2 separate regions of the Homo sapiens genome follow, and region 1 is linked to region 2. The links are chromatin loops, found by intact Hi-C in ENCODE. Cell type or tissue: heart left ventricle. All regions are shown on one strand. Links, peaks and the distances in the headings refer to the core of each region. The heading gives the core; the rest is flanking DNA.

Region 1 (12,484 bases), core at 2,900-10,899, 74 kb after region 2:
TTTTGATGCCCTATCTACCTTCTGATTTTAATTTGGATTCATATATATATAATTTCCATATACACACACACATATATACATATACACACACATACACGTGCATGCCCCCACGCACACACACACACATACACTAATGTACGATTTCCCCATAAAAAGAGGCTGTTCATGAATAGATGAGTATTTCATTAGACATGACAATAAATTTCTCATTTACCTTTATGAATTGGCATTCTAGGATATTCATCAATAACTGAAATATGTTAAACATGTGCTTTCACACAAAGACACTAAGCCACTGGCTGCGTGCTAACAATGTAGATTATGGTCAACTGGACAAGATAAGTAAAACCACCCATAAGGAACCTCATGTTGGCCATCTAGGTTTCCTCTCAGGAAATATCCACTCTATTATGCAGTTTAAATCTCTGAAGCACCTGATAAGCTACTGTTGTGTATTACTGCCTACTTATCTCAGGTCTTATCTGTTGGAGAGGAGGTAGTTACATAAACTAGACAAGGTTTAAGATTCCTCCCTATCTCAAGGATCCATGTCTCTAGGCTATAGGAGCCTCCAACAGAGACTATATTTTACAATATTTTCTATCCCCCTACAATCCAGCATAGTTCTATATAGAATAATCAGTATGAACTAGTTGGATTGTTTATTGATTTACCTTAGGCTCTAAAGTTATTGTTTCTCCTTTATCCTAATTAGCTTTGAGGAGGGTATGGAGACTAGAAGTGATGGGAAGGAGAACGTGTGCTCAACAGAGTGAATACTATATGTCAGGCACTCAGGTACTTAATCCTAACAGTTTTGGAGATGGATGCTATTTTATTTCCTTTTCACCAATGAAGAATTTGTAGCTCAGGCCAATTATTTCATAATCACAATGGTAGCAATATAAACATCATTGGCAGTATTTGAATTCAGGATTGCCTATTTAACCCTCCTGGCAATCCTCTGCCAGTTCCTGCACTGTTTACCACCAGCAACTTGCAGAATTCCATCACAAAATCAAGCCAGTAAGTAATTTACAAGATGAGTAGCTCTAAGGTTATTCTTTGAGCTAACAGGAACTCTAACAAGCTCGTAATCATGTCGAACTTTACAGTGTCTTTTACTCCTCATATTTGCCTGAAACTTAGAGATACTTGTTTAGTAGGAGGCTCACCTTAAGAGTTTTTATTTTAAAACTACATCTATCTCATCTGCTTAAGAGGGTCAACTCACATTCCTTTTCTTTCCCTGGATTAGGAAGGAGAAATTGAAAACAAAAAAAGTATTTCAGGAATAATCAAATAAGACTTTACTGGAGACAGAGGCCAGGAATGATGGAGAACACCAAGAAGAAATGATTTTAATGCCTATGAGGCTGAGAAAAGGAATTGGGAACTTCCAAGAAATATATTACTTAAATTAGAAAAAATGCACTGTGTAATCCATGCCCTTTCTTTTCATTTTCCTAAATTTTACTTTATTCATTAAGTTCATGTGTGAGTGAAATTTAATTTAAGGGAACTCAAAGAAGAGTACAATGAGATAACTAACATAAAGATATTAAATGAAGGGGCATTTACATTTTAATAGGAGAAATTAAGTCTCTGCCCCAATCCTACTGTATAGTTGTCAAACAAATACATAATTGGGTTTAAAATGATTGGCCTGTCTGAGACAGTGACATGACCCAGCCAGGCTCTGACCAAAATTTTCTGAATTTTGAAGTTGCCTTAGGAGTGTAGCTTACAATTTCACCAACACACTTATCTGAATCTAGAGTATTGGCACTAACTGCAGTTTAAAGAACAAAGTACCAGGAAAGTTTGGACATGTGAGCTTCATTTTGTATTTCACTACTGAATACAAATTAATGAATTGAAAACCTGTATCAGCAAAACAGTAACATATTGTTTTAATGCTGTTATTTTTGGCACTGAACACTTTCCACATACACATTTGATTTACAAATTTCAACTTTCATTTTTTGCTAAAATATGTTACCTTTATTAAATGTTGGAGATTTTTAACCTACTCATTCTAAAAAATACTGTATTTCTTGAAGTTAGTATCATACCTTAGGCACTAGATCTGCACATTCTAGGTGATCAAGGTAGATTCCTCATGAGTCTACCTAGTGAAGTATGTAGTTTATCAGATAACACGTTTTTCAAAATAACACAAATAATTTCATAACTTCAACATGTGATGGTGTTTGTTATTTTAACATTCTTACTTGCCAATAAATTGATAATACTTCACTGGTCTCTCGATTTTTTTTTTTTTTTTTTGGCCCATGAAGTATAAACATTTGGAAACCACTGGAACTAGGATGTAAGAATAGCTCAAGGAACTAGAGAAAAAGGGGAATCTTAGTCATGAGGGAATGAAAGAAACTGCATTTAGAAGGCAAGAATGTTGTAATCAGAATAGATATTTTTAGGGTTCAAGATCTAAATGATAGAATAGTTCTGGCAGTGACATCTTTAATATACGACTAAGTAAACGAGCTGCTGAAGCACACGGGAGATAACTATTATTTGCTGTGGATGTGTTATGTATTTAATCACTACTACAGATAAATGAGACATACTATTATTATCATTCTACAAGCAAAGAAAATAAGGCAAGAAGAGGTTAAGAAACTTGTCCAAGGTCACATAGCTACAACGCAGTCTGTATTCAGATATCAGTCTTTTCAACTTCTATGCTCTATTCTCTCCAGTGAAAAAGATGCTTCAAATAATAGAAACCAAAGTAGAGTGAGACTAGGGAAATAGATGCATCATCAAGATGATAGCTTAGAAAAAGACTATTAACCAAGTTGAAAGATCTACAATAAATACCAATCAATATATAAGAAGCTTGTTGGAGTTTATTGGCCACTAGTAAGCAATATAAACTGAATTTAAATCAGAGACCTCCAGAATACGATGTCAGATTTTCCCAAGGGCCAATGAGGTTAATTTTTTCCTTTTGCATTTCCCAGAAGTAATTAAATTCAGTTACCTATCATCACTGAGAAATACGTTTCAAAATGTAGTTTTACTTTCTTTGTGATAGTAATACCTCCTTAGCAAGAAAGTTATCAACTCTTAATTTCACTCCCACTACGAAATAGAAAAAAAAATTCAATTTTTCCTGTCAGGGAGGAACTTTATAACTTTTGTAAATTTTTAAATCTAGCTGTATTACTTTGGTTAATCTCTCCTAGGAGATGATATCTAGAATCAATTGGAATACAGTGTATAAGACACATAAATCAGTCTATAATCATCATATAGAATAAATATTTATAATTCTTTGAGATCCAAAAGTCCAATCAAGTTATCATTTTTACAATGGCATATCTCTTAGTTATTCATCAAACACTATAATCTTTAACTGTCATGAAGCCACAACATGTCCTCTTCCTGTTCACCATTATCACATTCTACTTTTTCTACATTTCTCACATCAGTTCAACATAGCAAGCTTAGACACTTTCCTAAACAATTGGCCACATTGGGATGACATATCAATCATCATTATTTAAAACTTACTTTTAGTATTGAGAGTAGTGAGGAAATTTCCTTTTGGTAAGTCAATAATTTCTGCCTAACATGCAAAACGTATTAATTTCCTAACTTTAATTTTAAAATATTTTCACTAATTCATCATACACATATGTAGTTATATACGTGTGTTTAATATATTTCATGAAACAACATATATGCAGAAAATTCCATAAATGGCTGAATGAAATACAGTGTATTATAAAGCCACACCCATATAAATACCTCCTAGATCAAGAGACAGAACTAATATCAGCATTTTGCAAATTCTTTTTGAAATAATACACCTAGATAATAATAATCAATGACTGCTAAACTTACTGAGAGACAAATGGATGTTACATTCTTTCTAACAGAAGTAAACAACATCATCTATGAAGTATTCCCTCCTCGACCCCCAACTCCTGATCCAAATGGAATCTGAAATACATCAAACTCTAGGGGGAGAATACTCTAACTTCCAGTTACAAGAAATACAGCAGACAGAGGAACATATTCAACAACACCAGAGAGATGTAATAAGCAAATAAGACTGTAAAAAACACCATAGGACAAAAGGCCTAGTTTCTTCTAATAACAAAAACAAAATGTAAAAGAAAAGGTAAAGGAAGGAAATGGGAGCTTAAAGATGAAAAGAGACTTAAGTATAGAGCAACCATATACATTTTCACCCAACACAGGATATTTCAGAAACAGAAAAGGGATGCTATTGAAAATGGGATTCTGGACAATCTAGAATGCACAGTCACCCCACTCAAGAGGAATAGCAGCCAAATATAAGATGTGATACATTTTGTGGATACTGATTTGAACAAACCAACTGTTGAAATAATTGGGAATATCAGTAAACACTGATATTTTACCCAGTGAACACTGGGTAACTAATGATGTTATGAAATTAATATTAAGCTTCTGGATGTGATAATGGTTTTATGAATGCATGTTTTTAATATCTTATCTTTTATAGATACATAAAAATATTTACCCATAAAATAATATGATGTGTGAGATTTTGCTCCAAAATGATCCATGTTATGGGTATAAGAGTAATAGGATAGTAGAGATGAAATAAGATAGGCCATAAATTGATCATTTTGAAACGGGTGGTAAGCATATGGAAGTTTATCAAATTGTTTTATTTGCTTTTATTTATGTTTGAATTTCTCCATAATTGTTCACCTTGATATTTAGTTTATTAAAAAAATCAGTACCTTAGACTTCTCCCGTATGCCCACTCCCAATCACACCACTCTTGTTCTTCTGTAACCACCATTCTAATTTTATGATTATTACATCCTGCTTTTTTTGTACTTTTACCGAGATGTACTCATTACTAAACATAACTCAGTATTATGTTCCATATATGCTTATATATGGAAGTATGCAGTGCATATTATTTTGTGTATGTTTAAATATACATTACATAGATTATATAATGTTGTTGGATATCACTCCAGGATTGTCATTTTCGTTGCTGTATTAGATCTCATTGTATTAACTACACTATATATATTCTCCAATCATTGTAGGATGATTGGACATTTGGATCCTTTGTAGTTATTAACTGTTACAAACAACATGCGGGCACATGTGCAAATATTTCTAAGAGGTTTGTATCCTGGAATGGAATTACTAGGTCAAAGTGTATGCATATCTTCAACTTCGGTAGATGATCTCAGTTTACCAAATTGGTTGTTTCAATTCATATTTCCACTAGGTAGATAGGAGAATTTGAATGGCTAACGGTATTATTCTGATTCTTAATGTTCATCATTCTGATGGGTGTATAGTGGCGTCTTACTATACTTTAATTTGAACTAGCAGTTAAGTACCTTTCCCCTTTGTTCATTGGCCATTTTTATATATCTTTGGTAAAAGGCCTGTTCACAAGACATCCATTTTTTTAAAGGATTGTAATTTTTTTTCTTATAGAGGGTTTAAAAAAAATTAGGATATAAGCATTTTTTCAGTTACAGTGTTTAGAAGTAAATACTTCCACTCTGTGAGCCATCTTTTCACTCTTTAATAAGAACATTGATTGATAAGCAGAACTCTTAATTTTCATATTGTTTTGGTTTGAGTCTCTCCAAAAACCAAGACAAACACCTGTGTACAGGTAGTCTAAGCGGAAAATGATCCTATGAAACAGAGATGAAGGAATAGGGAGAATTCAGGCAGAAATAAAAGCCAATATAAAGGTTGTTGTTGACATTACTGTTGGAAGTAGGGCTTCATTCTGGCAGAAACTCCTGTGAATTGTACAGAATGCCTCTCAGCGCAGTCTGTCTGAAAGACAGGAGATGGAAGCATTTTTCCCATTTCTCGCCTTGCTGTTTGAGATTATGCTTAGGGGTCTTAATCCCACACTCCAAGGCTGTGTTTTCACACTAGCCAAGAGAGTCACTGGTGCTGCTAAATTTAAGCCATGGAACATAAACCATGTAACTTGAGGAGAGATGCTGTCAGAGGTGAGTCTGAGTCAGCACAGAACTCTCTAACCACTAGCTATGTTTAAAATTAGAGATGAGTCAAGGGAATGTGACATCGGCACTGGTGACAACAACTAAAAAGTAGTCCAATTTATTAATATTTTCCTTTATAGTTAATGCATTTTATGTACTGCTTAAAAAACATTTCCTATCCCGAGATTATGAAGACATTCTCCTATATCATTTTTAAAGCATTATTTTTTTGCCTTGACATTTGAGTGTGTAGCCCTAACTGGAATTATTTTTTATTAGGGTTTGATGTAAGGTCAAGTTTCACTTTTTTCCATATTAGTATTCAGTTCTCTCTGTATCATTTAATTGAAAAGATAAAATTTTCCCCACAGTGTCACCTCTGCATTAGTCTAGTACCCATATATGCATGGCTGTGGGTGGTGGTCTAAAGATGATAGCAAATCCTTTGTCACTCTTGCTATTGAGAGGCAGAATATATTTCCACTCCTCTTGAATATGCGCTAACTCTGCAACCTTAGTTGATCATCAGAATGTGGCAAAAGTGATGCTGCATGACTTCCAAGACTAAATCTTAAGAAATGGCTAGTATCCGCTTTTGTGTGCTTGGAACACTCCCTCTGGGAACCCAGCTGTCATCTTATGAGAGGTCCAAGCCACATGGAGAAGACAAATGAGGGAGATCTGAGGTGTTGTCATCAACAAATCTAACAATCTCCCAGCCAACAGCCAGAACCAAATGGCAGACATGTGAACAAGCCATCTAGAAAGTTCCATACCTATTAAGATACAGAAAGACTACCGCTCCAGCTGACACCATATGAAGCAAAAGAACCATCTTACCAAGTCTACAGAATCATGAGGGAAAACAAATGATTGTGAGTTTAAGCCACTAAGTTTTGGGATGGTTTCTTATGTAGATATAGATAATCAAAACAATATGTTTCTGGGCTCTCTGTTCTGCTCCACTGGTCCATTTGTCTATTTTTGTCACACTGTGTTAATTCCTGTAGCTTTATAGTAAGATGTAATATCTGGTGGAGCAAGTCTTCCTGCATTCTTCTTCACCAAGATTGCCTTGTCTATTTTGACACTGAAGTTTTATGTAGATTTTATTACTAGCTTTCAAGTTTAAAAAAAAATCTGTTGGGATTTTGAATTGAATTCATAAATAAATTTGGGGGGAATTAATAATTTTACAATATCGAATCTTTCAATCATGCTACAATTCTCCATTTATTTAGGACTTCTTTAGTGTCTATCAATAATATTTTATGGTTTCTGTATAGGTCTTCTACATGTTTTGTTAGATATGTATCTAGTCATTTAATACTTTTATGTTACTGAAAAATATATTATAAATTGTATTTTACCTGACTGTTGCTGGTATATAGGAATACAATTGATTTCTTATGTTACTCACTCTTATATTCAGCAACCATGTTAAATTTACATATTAATCCTGAAAATATTTCTGTAGATTTTTTATTTGATTTGTACCCAATCATATCAGATTCAATAAAATGTTTACTCTTTTAAAACCTATTTCCTTTATTAATTTATCTATTTATTTTCCTTATTATAAGTACATTACAACATTGAATAGATGTGAGGATAGCAGTATTCTTGTATCACTCTTAATCTCAGACAAAAGGATTCTAACGTTTCACTATTAGGTATAATTTTCCTGTAAAGCTTTTTAATTTCATGTCTGGTTAAGAACTAAGAATATATACATAAATGGATGTTGACATATCACATGGTTTTGCTCACTCTGCTGAGATTATCATGCGATTTTTCTCTTTATTTTTAAATTAATTACATTAATTGATGTTTAAATGTTAAATCAACCTTGAATTTCTGGAATAAATCCTACTCAGTCCTGGTGTCATACTTTTTATATACTGCTGGATAAAATGTACTAATATTTTCTTTAAGATAAATTATACCATGAATTATACTATAAATATCATAGTGAATTTATCTGTTTTTGGTATCAAAGTTAAAGATACCATGGCATGTGCTTCTGGCTTCCAGTGTTTCTGTTGACAAGCAAGATGTCAGTCTAATTAATGCTTCTTTGGGGTAATTTTTTAAAATGGCATTTAAAAAGTAATCACGGCCGGGTGCAGTGGCTCACACCTGTAATCCCAGCATTTTGGGAGGCCAAGGCGGGTGGATCACCTGAGGTCGGGAGTTCAAGACCAGCCTGACCAACATAGAGAAACCCTGTCTCTACTAAAAATACAAAATTAGCCGGGCATGGTGGGACATGCCTATAATTCCAGCTACTCAGGAGGCTGAGGCAGGAGAATTGCTTGAACACGGGAGGCAGAGGTTGTGGTGAGCCAAGATCACACCATTGCACTCCAGCCTGTGCAACAAGAGTGAAACTCCATCTCAAAAAAAGAAAAAAAAAGTAATCACAACAACTAGAACTTGAGGGCATTTGGGTGAGCCAGACATTCTCTACTTATTTTCCCCTTAAGACATTTTCAGATTTGCAGCACAGGCCACAGAGGCAGAGTAGCAAGTGATATCCTAATGGTCTAGAGCTTTCTTCAGTCTCCAGGATGTGCAGAAACAAAAAACTAGAGTGTGGAAATGTGGGGGTTCAGTCAGGATGGTGGGAAAAATTGTAAAATTATAGGAAATAAACACAAACCTTCTTGGAAGGCCTGGGGGTTTGCATAGCTTCAGTAAAATGTTTGGCTGAAGGCAGCTGAATTCTCTTAAAAGCTCAGGATGTAGATACAGAGGAATGTAGAGGAGTTTATCTAAATAACTTGTTTACTCATGTGGTCCTAAAACTAACCTTTCATCATTTGCGCGCAGGATGGCTCTCTTGGTGGGAGGGCAACCAGGTTAATTACCCTCTAATAGTGTTGACTCAAAGCCTTTGTCATTTAATGTGTGCTGAATAAATGCCAGCAGGGCCAGCGAGTCAGGGCCGTGGTTGCAACTCTTTACAGCACCCTCCTTGGTGTCTGCAAGTGGCCCGTACCCTCAACCAGACTGAGAGGCAAAATGTCTGTGTCAGTGTACATTATTCATCCATCATTGGGTCAAGGTCTGCGGGACAGACCCCCACATGGAAATACCAAAGCAGCCAGGACTTAACGGTCTGAGATCCTGAAGAAGGGGATTACTGCAAAGAAATGAGCCCAACATTCTGCACTTCTTTTCTCCTTGAGGCACTTGCTGAATCTTAAGTTCAAATCAGTATCTGACCTTTACCTTTCCTGCAACCTCTTTTCAAATCACTTTCTCTCTGTGATCCAGCCATAATAGCTACCCCTCACTCTCCTTTCTGGTTTCCTCAGTGCACTGTTCTCCCTTTCTCTCTCACCACAAGAAGATTATTTGTTCTGCTCCAGTTAGATGGAATTATTATTTTCTATTCACCCTTAAAGTTATCTCCATAGCCACACAGAAATTGTAGGACAGGTCTAAGACACTGGCAAGAGGACATATAGATAGAAGGCTCCCAAGGTCACCCTGAGGGAAATGAAAATAAGAGATAAAGAGAGAAAGGATCTCTTACATGACAATTAGAGGAGGCATCTGCGTGGACTGATAAGTGACTTAATGAGAAGAGAAAAAATATGTTTTGTACTATCTGCTGGATTCAAGTGTACATAAACAACAATTCATAACTTTCTAGTGTTGTACTGTATCTACACTTCTCCCTAAATACTGTAAACATAAGTAACAACCTATAAATCCTCAGGGAGGCTTTCCTGATAGATCCTCTCCACTCACCTTTCCCACCCAGATTAGGCCTGCCTCTTCATGATGGATAAATTTTCTTAGCACAGAATTCCCATTTTCTGTAGCATTTATCTTAGTTTATAATTCTATATTTATCAGTGTTATTATTTGGTTATTGTGTCTCCATCACTAGGCTGTCCATGAGGCAAGACCCACGTAGGTTTCTCCCTATATTGTATTCACAGTGCCTAGTATTGTGCCAGACACCTAATAAATATTCACATATCTGCCAAATAGATGAGGAAGCTGGTATTCACTTGACAGAATGTCAGCATCTACAGGGTGAAAAGCCTGGCTAAGTTAGATTGTTTTAAACATTATGGCCTGTAAATAAGGATATGGTACCTTATTAGTGCCATAAAAAATAAAATCATTTTGGGCAAATTTTATACAATTTGAAGCACTCAACTTATTAAACTACCTATGCAATCTTTAATAGACAATTAATGAGCGCTCTTCATATACAGTCATAAAAAATACTTCATCTATGGCCTCAAGGCCTTATTGAGCAAGATAAGGAATAAACAGTACTCTATATCATAGAAGTATGCAGTGAACAGGAAAAAGCATGGGCTTTCCTGGAGTGGATCTGGACTCGTATCCCACCTCCGTTTCTTACCATCTATGTGACAATGGAGAGTAATTTAACATTTCTGAGTATTTTATGTAAGATGAAGATAGCATTTATCTCATGGGGTTGTAATGATTACATAAAGAAATGCAATCTTCTTAGCACAGAGTTGGTACACAATAAATGCTGTGAAGCTGGTATAATTGCAGACAGAATCTGAACTTTCTAATCAGGAGACCCAAGTCAGCACTCCTGCTTGAAAATTTGTTACTGATTGACCAAGAGAAAGTTAGTTCATGAGACTCAATTTTATGAGACTCGATTCTTCTATCAGTAAATGGGCATGATAATACGAATAAATAACCTACAATTAAAATTTATCTGTAAAGTGCCTACTAAATTTTTTGGCAGAAAGTTGGCTTCAATAAACTATATGAATAAGGAGGAAGGGAAAGGAGAGAGAGAGAAGATGTTAGGTTTGAGGTATCATATGTCGACACACAATGGAAATATATAGTAGACAATGGGAAAATGTGTGTCAATAATTCAGGCAACAGGTTTAATTGAATATATGGAGTTAGATCAACAAAAGTAATTTTTCCTATTATTTTCTTTCAATACACATTATTTATTTTCTCCAAGGCATTTATCACAATTTGTAATCGCATATTTATTTGTTTACTGGAACCTTATCTCTTACAAATTGGTTTTTATGAGGGAGGAGTTATAACTGCTTTTTACTCCACATAGAGCACATAATAAGGGCTCAGCAATTATTGTTAACTGAGAACTATCAACTGAAAATCTGTATCTATAAAAGACAGGTCAGTCAGTCAGTGCTCAGTGGTGGAAAAGAAGAGCTATTAGAACACTGAAATTCTAATAGAAATGAATACTGTTCATTAAGTTAATTACAGTTATTTTAACTTAATAAAACTGGTGAAAATATTTTAAAAGTTTAAATTAAAATGATATCCCCATGAGCTGATGCCAATATGAACAACATTTATGTTAACAACATTGTCTGATGTGTAGTAAATGAACAATAAATATTATTGAATGAATGACAAATTTATGAAACCAATTGTAGTCCATGTGTAATGATTTTATTAAAAGCCAATTTTTAAGATGCATTGTAAGTCATAAGAAATATTTCAAAATGTACCAGTTAACCAAGGAAAATAAAACAGAGAGAATGAGTAGAGAAAAATGCAAGAATTACAACTATTGTCAAACATAGCATTAGTTGCAAAGTTCATTTTGTCTTATAGCCACATATAGCATCAGAAAGAAAAAGAAGTTTAAATCAGGAATCCTTAGGAAAGTTTTCAACATGTCACCAAAACAACAGATGGTATCCAATAGAAATAGTGATAAGAACCAACTGAAAAATAACATCAGAAAAAAGCAAAAGAAAGAAAAGGGGAAAAAATACTCTAGCCTAGAGAATAAAATAGGCCCACAAAATGTTAATATGTAAAAAAAAAAAAGAAGCCAACCAATGAAACTTTTTATCAAAACAGCATAAATCCTGCCAAGAAAAAAAACTATAAAAAATTTTGGTTAGAGGACCAACAAAATTATTTTAGTTTTCTTTAATCAACAAATTAGATAACATAATGTATGTGGATTTTCATATCTTAAGAAAACTTACATACCAATAAGAAATCTCTGGTTTTAAAACATGTTGGAGGGAGGTAGAACACATACAAATATATAATCAATAAAATAATGAGAGATAAAATAAAATAGTTTCTTTTTAAGTACTAAATCAATACCTAATTAAATAATTTGGAAATAATAGGAGCAAAAATTGCGTAAAGGATCTTTTGGATTTCTTCTCCATATACCGATTAAGAAAATTGTCCCAAGGAATTGAAAAATTTTACCGATGATAAAATTATAAAAATGTATGGAAAAGGAAAATTAATTCAATATAGCATGATTTTTAAATGAAATTATCTTCTCCTTATAAGGAGTCTAATATATACCGAGTAACATGCTAGGCACTTGGGGGATGGGGAAGAATAAGTCAGATATGTTTCCTGCCCTTGTAAGTTTACAGTCTAATGAAACAGGAAGTTAATAGACAAACACATTAAAAAATAACAGATTGTGTTACATGCCATCA
Region 2 (12,484 bases), core at 1,586-9,585:
ATTATTTTATGCAAGATTTACAATCTCTAAAATTTCCTGAAACTGCTGAAAAAGCAGAATACAAAGTCATTTTAAATACATATAAATTGGTTGCAAAGCTAACTGAAGACTGACCAAAAACTCTGAGGATAATAAACATTTCGTTCATTAGAAAACCCATTCCTTTTAGAAAAATATATATCATATTTTCTGTACTTTTGTTTTTTCCTCTAATCAATCATTATAAATCTCCATAAAATTTTTGATTATCTAATATTCATTTATTACCATTTCACATTTCTTTGACATCATAATTCCATGCTTATTGGAGAAGGCATGAAAACCTACCCATGGATATTTTTCTCATGGAGAAAGAGAAATGTCTGAAACACTAGGAACCAGAAGTGTGAGGGGCTCTAATTATCTATGACTTTTTTTTTTTTAATTACATGTAATAGTCTTGTAATGGAATAGTGTTTCTTTCCAAAATCCCAGAGTCAAAAATAATATGATTTTTTTAACTGTTAAAGATTATATGATACTTTTCTCACAAATGTAAAATTATGAGTACCACAGCTAAATATACACCTAAAAATAATTATGTGATACAAACACATATTGTACATAGATGTTGCTACCATGAAATCTAAGAATGCCACTTTCCCTTCTGTAGCTATGTTTTGAATTACCTTCAGATTATTTATTTACCAAAAAAAAGAACAAAAATAAAGCTTTCCTGCAAAAAACTAATAACATGCAAGAAATCTGTGTGGCTCAGAAAACACTAGTTTATAAGCATCAACTTTATATGGTTTAGGTCATCAAGACAATCAATCGTTCATGTTTATTGAACATCTATTATGAGCAAATAACTGTTTCAACTGAGACTTTGGAGAATCTTGACCAAATCAATAATTCAACTGTGAAAAACAAGCCTAGAGGTGCACTGATTCTTCCTAGTTTTCTATACCCTAGATTTACATTCATGCTATTAAATTGGCCTCTGGCATTATGAGATTTAATTAATCTATTAATTCCAAAATCACAATGAGATTTGTTTCTTATAGAGATAATGGCCAGGAGTGCATCCACAGTGTTTCATTCATTATATGAATGGACCCTCTCACATGCCATAGTTAAACGAACAGGTGCCCTGATCATCTGGAGACAAGATAAACTTGCAGTTGTTGCCTTCTGTCAATTGCTATAGCCATTCCAGGTTTAAGAGTGTCACGGTCCCCATCTCTCTGTAAACCATGATTCTTACTACACTTACTTCCTTGATTCCTCTCAGGTAAACCACAAACGTTTTATCAACTGCAGAGTAGCGTTTAGCCTAGCTTGATTAATTTGCACACAGCTGATACCAATTCTCCTAAGATCACTCATGTGGTTTGATTCAATTAATCACACTGTTCACCAAGCTCTAAAAAGAAAAACAAGACTGTTTATTTGCATGTTGTGAACCAAAAACTCAAAATATGAGAACAGCATTAATTGGTCATTCCCATATTTTCTATAGTTGGCCCTATAGCAGAATACCCCTATAATATGCATTTATCCCTTTGTATTGGATATGGCTTATAATTAATGAAGTATAAATAGCAGTTCCTTGACCACGGTCCAGACTCATGGGACTCCTACACATCTGTCCAGGGAAAGCCAGAAGAAAGTAGAGATGCAGAGTATTATCCAAGGAGATTCTCTGCAGGGTCCACCGTAGCAGCTGTGGTCTTAACAAGATGAACTCTTTGTTCCTGATTGTCACTGCTTACAGCTGCCCATCATAGAGAGTATGGTGCTGTACAGAATATCTATTGCAATGGAGAGAGGGGGAGGCTTATTTTCTCCTTGGTTTTAGCCTACATATTATTAGTTTAACTGATCTGTTTTACTTAAGGGGACAAGTAAATTTTTACATAAGATGTTTCTGTGGTTCAGTCACATTGTCTATCCCCAACACATCCCTTATCTTTATGTCAGGTTCACAACTACACCAAATGTCATGCTCAGGGTCAGGTCCAGGCCCATGCTGAGGTCCGAGGGGAGTGGGTGGATGGGCAGATAGCTGAAACAACACTCGGGTGGGGGTGGGTGTAGGCAGGTGAAATGTACTTTCATTCAGCAGCTCTTTCATTAGCAGCTTTCTCACACTAGTCCTCTCACACTGTGAGAGGAGGCAGAGGTTGCAGTGAGCCAAGATGGTGCCACTGCACTCCATCCTGGCTGACAGAGTGAGACTCTGTCTCAAAAAAAAAAAAAAAAGTAAATTCTTGAACACATTCCAGACCTTTGAATCACAAACTCTGAATGGGATCCAAAAATATCTTTCACCTAATATTTCTAGCTGATTCCAAGTGTTTGCTCAATTATGGTTTGTATAGAACCATTATATAAAGGAATATCCAAAGCCTTACTGGAAACTGAAGAAGCTTAGTAGCAAGGTCTAATTTTCAACTACAGTTTGAGTTCTTTGCAGACCATTGAAATAATTACAGTTGCTTTTGCTCAACCTCACAGGAGTCTCATGAAGACTGGATAAGTATGGATGTGTCATGATTAAAGCAAAACATGTGAGGTATGATGGCCTGAGTTGAAGGACTGTTATGCCCTATTACTTACATATTCCTGAGAATATGTATTTCACATCTCTTAGCCTTACCTTCCTCTCCTGTGAAATGAAGTTAATAATACTTAGCTCATAGCGTCATTGGGAAGACTGAGGAGGTTATGAATTTAATGACATCTACAGTAGTACTTAGCATTTAGTATGCATCAATAAGTGTTTGGTGCTGATGCCTTTACGGCTAAAATTTTCACTCTGACCTCTCTAACAGAGATGTCATCTCCATTTCAAAAAGCAAGTTAAAGGCCAAGGGCCAAGGATTGAGAAAAGATCCTTGAGAAAGGACTGCATTTATTGTGAATGGAAAGAAATGGTTCATAACTCCTCCTTTTCTCCTTATTTCAAGAAACTCCTGAAATCTTATCTTGTCCATAAAACCTTCCCATTTCTTGCTTCTCTCTACATCGTACACTTCTATGATGATTCTAACTGTTCCCTCTACTCTCTTCACTGACCCATTGGCATAGAATGTTATTTGCATGCAATTGTTAATTTAGTTTATACACTTAGCTAGTGGCTGTCTTCTAGTCTTTGTGCCTTGTGTGTAAAACTTTGTTAATTCTATATGTCTTAGAGAAAAAAGCTCCCTGGTAGCCTAGGCTTGCTTTTCTTGCCTCTCCATTTGCATAATGTTGTATAGCACCATGTAAATACAGATACTTGATTAATGGTTTCTGACAGATGCTATCAAATAAAATATCAGTACTGCAAAATTATAAATGTATATAGTTCTTCTAACCATAATTTTGATCCTTTTTTTCTAAATCCACATAATTTCACTTTGTCTTGAGCTATACTCCTTGGTGCACTGTAATTTGAATAAAACATACACCTGAAAGATCTACTTAAGAGGAAAAAGACATAAAAACTAAATTGAGAAGCTAAATCAGGCTATTAAAAATAATCAATATTCCCCCATGGGATATCTTCTCTCTCCCTTGCTTCCTCCCTCCCTCGTGTGTGTGTGTGTGTGTGTGTGTGTGTGTCTGTGTCTCACAATGCTTCCATAATGCAACATCCTAGAAAGAGGTGATTGTCAGGATAATAATCTTTATATCACCTATCACCTAACATGTTTATTATCACTTACCTTTATTTAAATACGCAATAGTGAAATGAGTTCATCTGCACCCATCCCTTTTAGTGCAGATTTTTGGTTTGCCCTTAGTATAGCCAAGAAAGAAGATCCCAGCTGGTAACTTTCTCAAAAAGAAAAGAAGAAATGATTTGTAATGGACTGAGCTCAGGGTAAAATGTCAGGTGATCCTGATTTTTTGGGTTACAAAAATCCTTCAAACTTTAAGCTGCTACTAGCCTTGTAGAGATTCTGAACCACTGGAGATGTTAAGTAGAGATTCAGCAGAACTGAAGTATCTTCATGGATTTTATCACTTTGTTGTATAACTGAAACTATAGTTACCATCAGTCACTGTTATTTTATTTCGTGTGTGGTGTGTGTGTGTGTGTGTGTGAGAGAGAGAGAGAGAGAGAGAGAGAAAGAGAGAGAGAGAAAGAGAGATACATTTTGGTCATTTTATTTAAAAATAGTTCACCTTCAGAAATAGAAATATGGGATCTATTGATAAACAATGGTACCACTACGACTCTTAAAATTCAAGAAAACAATTAATTACACAAGAAGAGCTACCCTAAAGTTCTCTCCAGAGAGGTCCCAAAGTCAAGATAAAAAGTCTGTTGTTGGGGACATTTTCAGCATAACCTTCTCCTGGGCAGAAAAATGAGTCACTGCCCATATTTCTCAGTTAATATTTTCTTGCCTTATTTTAATGTAGGAAAATACAGAAACGATCTACAGCTGTAAGAATGTGAAATATTCGGGCATCATTCGGGGTTCTCATATGACAAGATTTATCAATCTTTAAAATGCTCAAAAGGCTGTGAGAACAAAAACTGTCAAACACAATCACACAACGGGGCTCCACAGCACCAGAAGAAATTAAGTGAGGATTTCACCAAGTAAGCTGCTCCTTCACACACTCACAGCAGCCAAGAAGAAACAGCAAGCGCTGCGGAGTTGGAAAAAACCTTGCCTCACATGTGGAATAGAACGACACCTACATAGAAAAATAGCGAGCTGGTGCAGTTATCGGCACTGACATTTCAGCTCAACTCCCTCCCTCCCTCTCTCTCTCTTTCCTCCTCAGTCCCACGGGCAGCTGCGGCATTGACAGAAGGCCTGTGTCAGTTTCCATCTGACTGTCACTCTCACTTCTGCCTCTATTATCAGCAGTGCACTGGGGCAGTCCCCGCTTGGAAGGGCTGCTGATCTCTATCTCTCCACTCTACGCTGCCCCTGCCATGAACCTGACTAAGAAGGAGCCAGCCAGAGAGAGCAGGGGGGAAAGGCTGTGCTCTGGGAAAGGGAACTGGGGGAGGGAGGAGGCGGGCGGTTGGGAGGGAAGAGGATGAGAAAAGAAAAGAGAGAAAAACCAACCAAAAAAGGTTAGGGAGGGTAGGGGTGGGCCAGAGGGTGGGGGCGGTAGCGAAGAGGAACAGACCGAGATGAGTGGGGGGCACTGATACAGTTTGGGTCCTTTTCTTATTTTTCCTATCCATTCTCCAGCGTTCAGTCTTTTGTGTCAGCTTTCAGAAATGCTCTGTTTGACTGGCAGCCTGTCACAGATCAGTTACCACCTAAAGCCGCTTGGCAGCGAGAGGTGACGGCCCAGGAAGGGATCTAAGTGGGTTTATCAGTGCTTCTTTACGCCTCGTGAGCTCCTTGACACAAAAGGAAAGGGTATTAAAGATCTAAAGCGAGCCCAAAAGCGTGAAAGCTCCTTATAGGCTGCAGGATGTGGATGTGACTAAATTTTTAAATATTTTGAGTTGATGCTATTCATTTTGCCAATAGAGTAGAAAGAATTTTTGTTACAGAAATGAGTGTATGTTCCACTTGAGTGAGATTTGGAAAAGGGAGGAAGTCCCTAAAATATGTGCTTAGAATATTACAACCGCCCTGTATTTAAAATCATGCATCTGTTTTGAATATAAATAAAATGAGACGCATTTTAAATAAAAATTTAACATTTACATGATTCAAGTTCATTTTAACATTACAGATTTCACTTTTTATGTTTAAACATTATAATTTAATATTCGGCATTTAATTTTTTTGGTGGAAATGGTAAATATGGAAAAGATCCAGAATTCATTAGTTCTCTGCCATATCTTCTCTCTTGGTCCTTTATGCATGGATTATTATTAAAGTAGTGTATTTTTAGCATGCCAATAGCTTCTCTCAACACATTCCTACAATGATAATGGTCCTACTACAGATATCCAAGGCACAGAGCCGTCCCCTTTTTTACCTAATGATAATATTTACTACTATTTTGTTATCTATCTTAAAAGGCCAAGGCTTCCATGGAATATCATTTGAGACGTATGATAATGAATTATCAATGATAACCTACTTTCTGATATCCAGACCGGACAGATTTAATTTAGAAAATGAGTACACCAAACATACTTCTGATCCCACAAACCACATATGATCATGGCAGCCAGTTTCTCATCACAAGCTATTAACTCTGGCATCAGGAGGCCCTGCATCCTGAATGCCTGCTAAAGGATTCTGGATTTGATTTTTTGTTATAATGAAAATCATGAGAAAATAAGTGATTTTTAATAATGTGTTAAAATAGGAAGTTTTCTAATTTCTTGATTTTACATAGAAAAGGCACCCCTTTTTAGTCCCTTTATTGTTTGTTTGCCAACCTGGTTTCTTTCCCCCTTTTTTTAGACTCCATGAATATTACCAAACCTCTCTCAGAGAAATTCCTGCTTGGCTGAAATTCTCTATTTCTTGACATCAATTTATAGACTAATAGATGTGTGAGGATAATCAAATTCAGCTCTATCATTTTATATATAAATACGTGTTTAAACAGTTTCCTACCTATACAGTGCCCTACATAATCTTACTGAGTCCATATTATTATTATTTAAAAATAAATAAAATAAGATTATCTAAGGAACAAAGAAGTCAAGCAAAAAAAGCACATGGGCAAAGGGATTTTGGGGTCAGAAAGACTTAGTCTTCTAGTTACTAACTGCATGGCCTTAGGTAAGTTAACCCTGACATTAACTATTCTAAACTTGGTTCTCTAATCTATAATGGGGAAAAAAATCTACCTTATAGTGTTGCTATGAGAATTAATGAGATAACACACTAAAATTTGGGGTACAATGAATAGCACATGGTAAGCATTCAATAAATAATTGCTATATTATTTCTAATTATTAGTCCAACCAGGCATCAGGTTGTGCACAGGTGTTATCACTTAAAACAAAGACGCCTGCTTTGTTTAAATTTGGGGTTAAATAGTTCAACTTGGAAACCCTGGTTAGCATTGTGAAAACAATTGTCTGTCAATTGCTTCCATACTGTTATTTATTGTTCTAAATTATCAAGACTTCTACAATAAGTAGAAGCTCTTCATTTTTCATTGAAACTAAGAGTCAAAAAGAAAGAGAAGATCCAGTAGAAGCAGGCTTTTCAGGTATGTTTACCATGAAGCATTCAGAATTTCAGTATGACTTTTACCTCAGTTTCAGAAGCTATAGAATTAAGTTAATTGTGTTACTTTTTATTGTAAACAGGCTATAGTCCCACAAAAACTATTTTCATACTGGCCAACATCAATCAGATCAGTGAGGACACCACATAGGATAGTTAGGAAGATGTAGGAGATGATGTAGGGGGTAAGGAGCAAATTTAAAAAAAAAAAAGAAAAGAAAATTAAAATTTTAAATTATCAGTCAAGGTCTCATTGTCTAACCTCATCTTCAACCAAATTTATCTCATGACTGGTATCTTCTATTAATGGCAATTAATTACATAAAACAGAAAGGAGAAGATCATTGACTGCAGTCTCAATGGCAATTTTTCAAATCCATGACCAGGGAAGAAGGAGGAGCTGAAAGAATGGTAAAGCTTGTTCAATCCCCATATGTGCCCATTAACTTCACAAAAAGAAAACTGCTCCTAGACACAGCCCCAACCGCCGCTGGTCATCTCACAAATGTGCCACTGGTCATGTACAAAAGAATGTGGATGGCTCTTGTCACAACTTCTAAAAATCATGGTGGGAATAGTGACTATGTCTACTTACTGAACAATGCTCAAGTAACCAGTCAAAGGCTTTAAAGATTTTCTTTCTTTGTTTCTTTCTGTTTCTTTTTTGTTTGTTTTATCTCAAACTAATTTGCATTTGTGGAAGGGTAGCATTTTCTGAAGGAGAAAATGCATGTTTTCTTTGCTTCATGATTGGGGGAGCAAGTAAAAAAATGACAATGATTAAAAAAGTGAGATGTTGCACTGAATCAACAATTTGAAAACATAATTTAGAGCCACTAAAATATGCCTACTAGAAAATATTAAAACATCTTTTCAAATACAAGGTCCTTATATCCTCAGAAATTATTTTATATACATAATTTTATACATATATAATTTGATATAGATTGTTCTACAGAAGATAGAAACAATATAGAGAATAAATAAATTTTGATTCAATATATTAAATATACAGATTTTTGGTAGCTCTATATCTCAGTATCCTCAGGTCATTTAATGGAAAACTAGAAATATGCTAGTAAGAGATGGTAAAAAATAAATTATGGTTGATGATATGAAGACATGAGAGGCCTGTTTTAGTAAAAGGCTCCATGTATACCAATCCTCTTCCTAATCCATTAGGACTGTACCAGCATGTTAGCACTCACAGAGCATCATCTTTTCAGCCCAGAACATTGCCATTAATTTATGATTCTATAGCTAGCAGAAACAACCTGGTTGCAAACTTACATGCTCTGGGCATCAAATAAACTAATTAAACCGATCTATACAGTAATTGTCTTCTACTGTTTACTGATTAAAAAGCCCTTGAAATAATGAGAATTCCTTGCAGTAGGAAGGCTTGGACCCATGAGCTATGATGATTATCGGCGGTCTCAGAACTCCTCCTTGAGGACATGAGGTTAAGAGGCGGTGAGGAGGAAGAAAATGCCTGGCCCGCCTCTCAACAGTCACCTTTCTGTCTGGGTCTCTGACTCTGAGACAAGTGTAACTCATCTCAGAGTTTAGAACTCAGATTCTTCATGGTCAATACTTCTTAACCAACATTGCAAGCAAGCTCAGGAGATTCTTTAGATAAATGACTTACACAAGGGCAAAAGCTATAAGGGAAAGATTAGTATAAATATAACTCTATACGAATAGTAGGACATTCTTACTCAATTTGTCCATAATTTATACTTTTTTTCTAAAAATAAAAATCATTTGCTTCTAGATAAAAGAATTTATGATTCTGGCAACAACATGGTGAGGAATATATGCATTACTAGTTAGACAAAAAACAATTTCCAAAGATTTTTAGAATTGTATGGAAGTCTCAACCACCAACATTTGGGGATGGTTTTCTTACATTTTATAAAGAAATGCAAAAGCTGAGATAACATTCTGAACATTTCTCACAACCCTCAGAATCCTGGAACATTGAATAACCTAGGCAATGTTTATGATCACTTTCTGTGCTTAGCCCTTTGCACTCAAAAATACAATATGGTTTACAATTATGTTAGAAAATTTTGTTTTAAGATTCCACAATAATCCAGATCAAGATATATTTTCTGGAGATTCTCAGTAGCACCTGTCAATTATTTCGCTACTGCTTTCACCTTTAAAAACAAAAAGGAAAAGCAGAAGAAAGACGTTTATAATAAATTACTTTAAAAAATGGAGATGAGTGCATTACAGAAATGTCCTTAAGACACCTAATTTCTATTTTTATGTGTGCCTAAAACTTAAGAGCTACTAAACTATTCTCGTGTATATTGTTTTAAAATTTATATAAATAGCTCTCAGGTTGAAAATGCTTGCTAACTTTCTGCATGAACTGAACTATCACTAGGAAATCTTCTCAAAAAGAGTGCACAATGAAAACTCAAATGCAGCTGTTAGCTGCAATTACCTATTGTGGTAAGAGTCATGTCCAACCTCTTGTAAGGTGCTAATGTTCATTTAAAGCCAGAAAGACAGACCCTATTTTTTACTAAAATAGAGGCCCTCGAATCATTAATAACTGCTGTCAACAAGATGACAAAGCAGCTTTTTAAAGTTTGATTTACAGTGTTAGTTCTGTGTTCATATCCCTCATTAGCTCTGATTCATAACTAGACAAGACAGGGCCAATATTACTGCTCTAAAGTGAAATATTATCACAACTTGATTTTTTTTTTTTTTTGCTTTAAATGGATGTGTTTTGTTGGGGTGCCCAAATATAAATTGTCTTGCCTTTGGGACATTTATTTAAATTTTTAGAAAGTAAGTTCTGGTGAATAAAAATAAATAATTATTACAATTTAAAATTCTCCTAGAATTAATTTCTTCCTCCCTTCAATGTTTGGTGACAAGTTAAATCTCATAGTTTTTCTATTTGATGGGCCAATCCACATGTTTTATTTAAAAAAACATAAAACCTGTGCATTATATACTGCCTGATTTGCCTCACAGCATTAATTTGAACACTTAAAGAAGATAAAGCATATGAAAATACCTTATATTATAAATTATACATAAATATACTTAAAAGTACTGTTTTACTGTTATTTTCCAAGTCAAACACAGTCTACACACAGAATATATTTCTTGATTCTACTCCCTATTGCCTTTAGGTGTTTACACATCAATGCTGATGTACCAAGTTCATCTTCCTTTACCCAGCATGGGAGGCTCAAGATCTGGAGAATTCTGGATACTTCAGTTGAGACTTTGAAAAATTAACTTTATCCTGCATAGCATCAGCAATAAGAATCACTAGAAAGCCTGTCTTAAATGTCTAACATTGTAGTTACTTACCTCCTTGGACTAATGTAAAATGTTCTGGAGCCTCCTGCTCTGCTAGATAGAATGGACCAAGGCTGTCACCTTGGAAAGCAAAGGGCAGAGCTCTGAAAATATGACACATAGAAAGGCATTAGAGGGACCTGAGAAAATACCTAAAGCATAGCAAGCTACTTCTGGAGTTGATCCTGGACAGGCAAGGAGAAGTGTAGGTCACAGGAAGCCTAGGAAGCAAACAGGTCCACTGTGTGAAGCACAGCTGGCTGGATACAGTGGGCATTTTGTGCTCTGCATAAGAGCATTCTGTTAAGAGGGCACAGTAGCAGTGAAGGCCAGCCCACATCTTCTCACAGAGATGTGCTCCCTGAAGCTGCCAGTGTGCCCCCATGGGGTCACACTTTTTTCTTGATATTTTCCTGAGTTTGTATGCCTAGGATGGTGCTCTTGCACAGAGGGGTAACCTTTTATATTCTTCCAGCTAGAGAGAGAGAGAGATAAAACATTTTATTTTAATTTGCACACAGGTACAGCATAAACTGCTGGGAGCTCTGGGCTGAAGAATGCCACAGAGAAAATCATGGTAGATTGTTACTTCCAAAGGAAAGACCAAGTGGAAAGAATTTCCTTAAAGTGGATCCTCCTCCTTTAGAGAATTTATGAATTAGCTATGAGGCAAATTTGTGAAAAGCTAAGGATTTCCCAGAACTCTGGAGTTAAAATGGTTCTGTGTCTGAAAATATTTCTAAGTGAAATGATACAATTCTACTTTAAATGTACGGGAAAGACCCCAGATATCACAAGCTGTGGGTATGGTAAGAATAAAGAGCATGTTAGAGCTTCCCAGAGAGAGAGGTAAGAAATCTTTTTTTTTTAATGTGTTTCTCCTACACTATCTGTAAGTTCTATGATGGCAGGTAGTATTAGTGTTGGCCCCTAAAAACCTTTGAACTAGCCGTGCTCAGCACTTGCACAGTGCTTACTATTATCCAGGTAGTGTCCTAAGCACTTTATATGTAATACATAATTTAATACAATAATCCTATAAAGTAAGTACTATTTTGATTCCTAATTTCTGAATAAGGAACTTAATCAACTTGATCGTAAATCATGCATGTAGGGCTGAGATTTGAACCCAAGCAATCTAGCTTAGCCTCAGAGTCTGCCCTCTTAACCACTTCTATAGTATCCTAAATAAATATTTTTATGAATAAATACATGAATTGCATAATGTGGCCAATTCAGAGAACTGTTACGCAGTCTTAATTATATTGGATTTCACATTATTTTTGGTCTCTGGGAAAATTTTAGTTTAGCACCCGAGACTTCAGAAATTGTGCTGCCTGAGTTGCAGTACCTTAAAATGCAGACAATGAGAAAGTTATAGTAAAATGTCTCCAAGTGTTACAATGAGAAAATATAAGTAGACACAGGAGCACACACTTAAAATGTCTAATCTAGTCTGGGCGGATGGGGATACCAGGAAAACTTTCAGAGGAAAGGAATAGCACAACTGAAATGGGATCTAAAGGTAGATCAAGACAAAAAGGAAGGAAGGGTGTTCTTGGCAGAGATAATTCCATGTATGACAAGCAAGTGGATAAAAAATAGGGGAGTGTACCTGAGGAACAGAAAAATAAATTGTTCAGTATATTTTTACCCTAGAATGTGTGAGAGAGAAGGGAAAAGATGAAGCTTACAAAGAATGGGGAACAGATCTCAGAAGGCCTGGGAAACCTTAACGAATTTAGACTTTGGGAATAGCAAGTCAGTGATGGATTATATGCAGGCAGATCAAAGAAGCAATATGAAAAGACTTGAGTTTGATTACTGTGGCTGATGTGTGGAGAGCAGATTGGAGGGTGGCAAGGCTGTGGTCTGGGAGTCAGTTTAAAAGGCTGTTCAAGCAATTTAGGAAAGAAGATAAGTTTCACACAGTGTGTGTTTGAGATGTCTGAAAGACAATCAAGTGAAGATGTCCAGAAATACATTGTATTTCTAGAAATGGAACTCAG

Evidence for each region. Peaks named below come from ENCODE experiments on the same cell type or tissue, not always from the same donor. Only the 100,000 strongest peaks of a DNase experiment are listed, where the experiment ranks them.
Region 1: a loop joins it to region 2, with 7 times the contacts of the local background. A loop is called at or near these places in 5 of 110 quality-filtered maps.

What each region holds. Positions count from the first base shown.
Region 1 is chr6:97,588,589-97,601,072 of GRCh38, reverse strand. The region is part of intron 1 of LOC101927314 (a long non-coding RNA gene); the gene reads right to left. Among named protein-coding and RNA genes, the nearest start is that of MMS22L, 310 kb to the right of the region's middle. RefSeq lists enhancers at 8,415-8,922, 8,923-9,432. In heart left ventricle, for the core only: no CTCF peak of the experiment used is centred there; no DNase peak of the experiment used is centred there; H3K27ac peaks cover 1,059 bases.
Region 2 is chr6:97,661,720-97,674,203 of GRCh38, reverse strand. All of the region lies in intron 3 of LOC101927314 (a long non-coding RNA gene), which reads right to left. Among named protein-coding and RNA genes, the nearest start is that of MIR2113, 360 kb to the left of the region's middle. RefSeq lists an enhancer at 5,137-5,995. In heart left ventricle, for the core only: no CTCF peak of the experiment used is centred there; a DNase peak (open chromatin) is centred at 4,823; H3K4me3 peaks cover 1,079 bases; H3K27ac peaks cover 1,133 bases.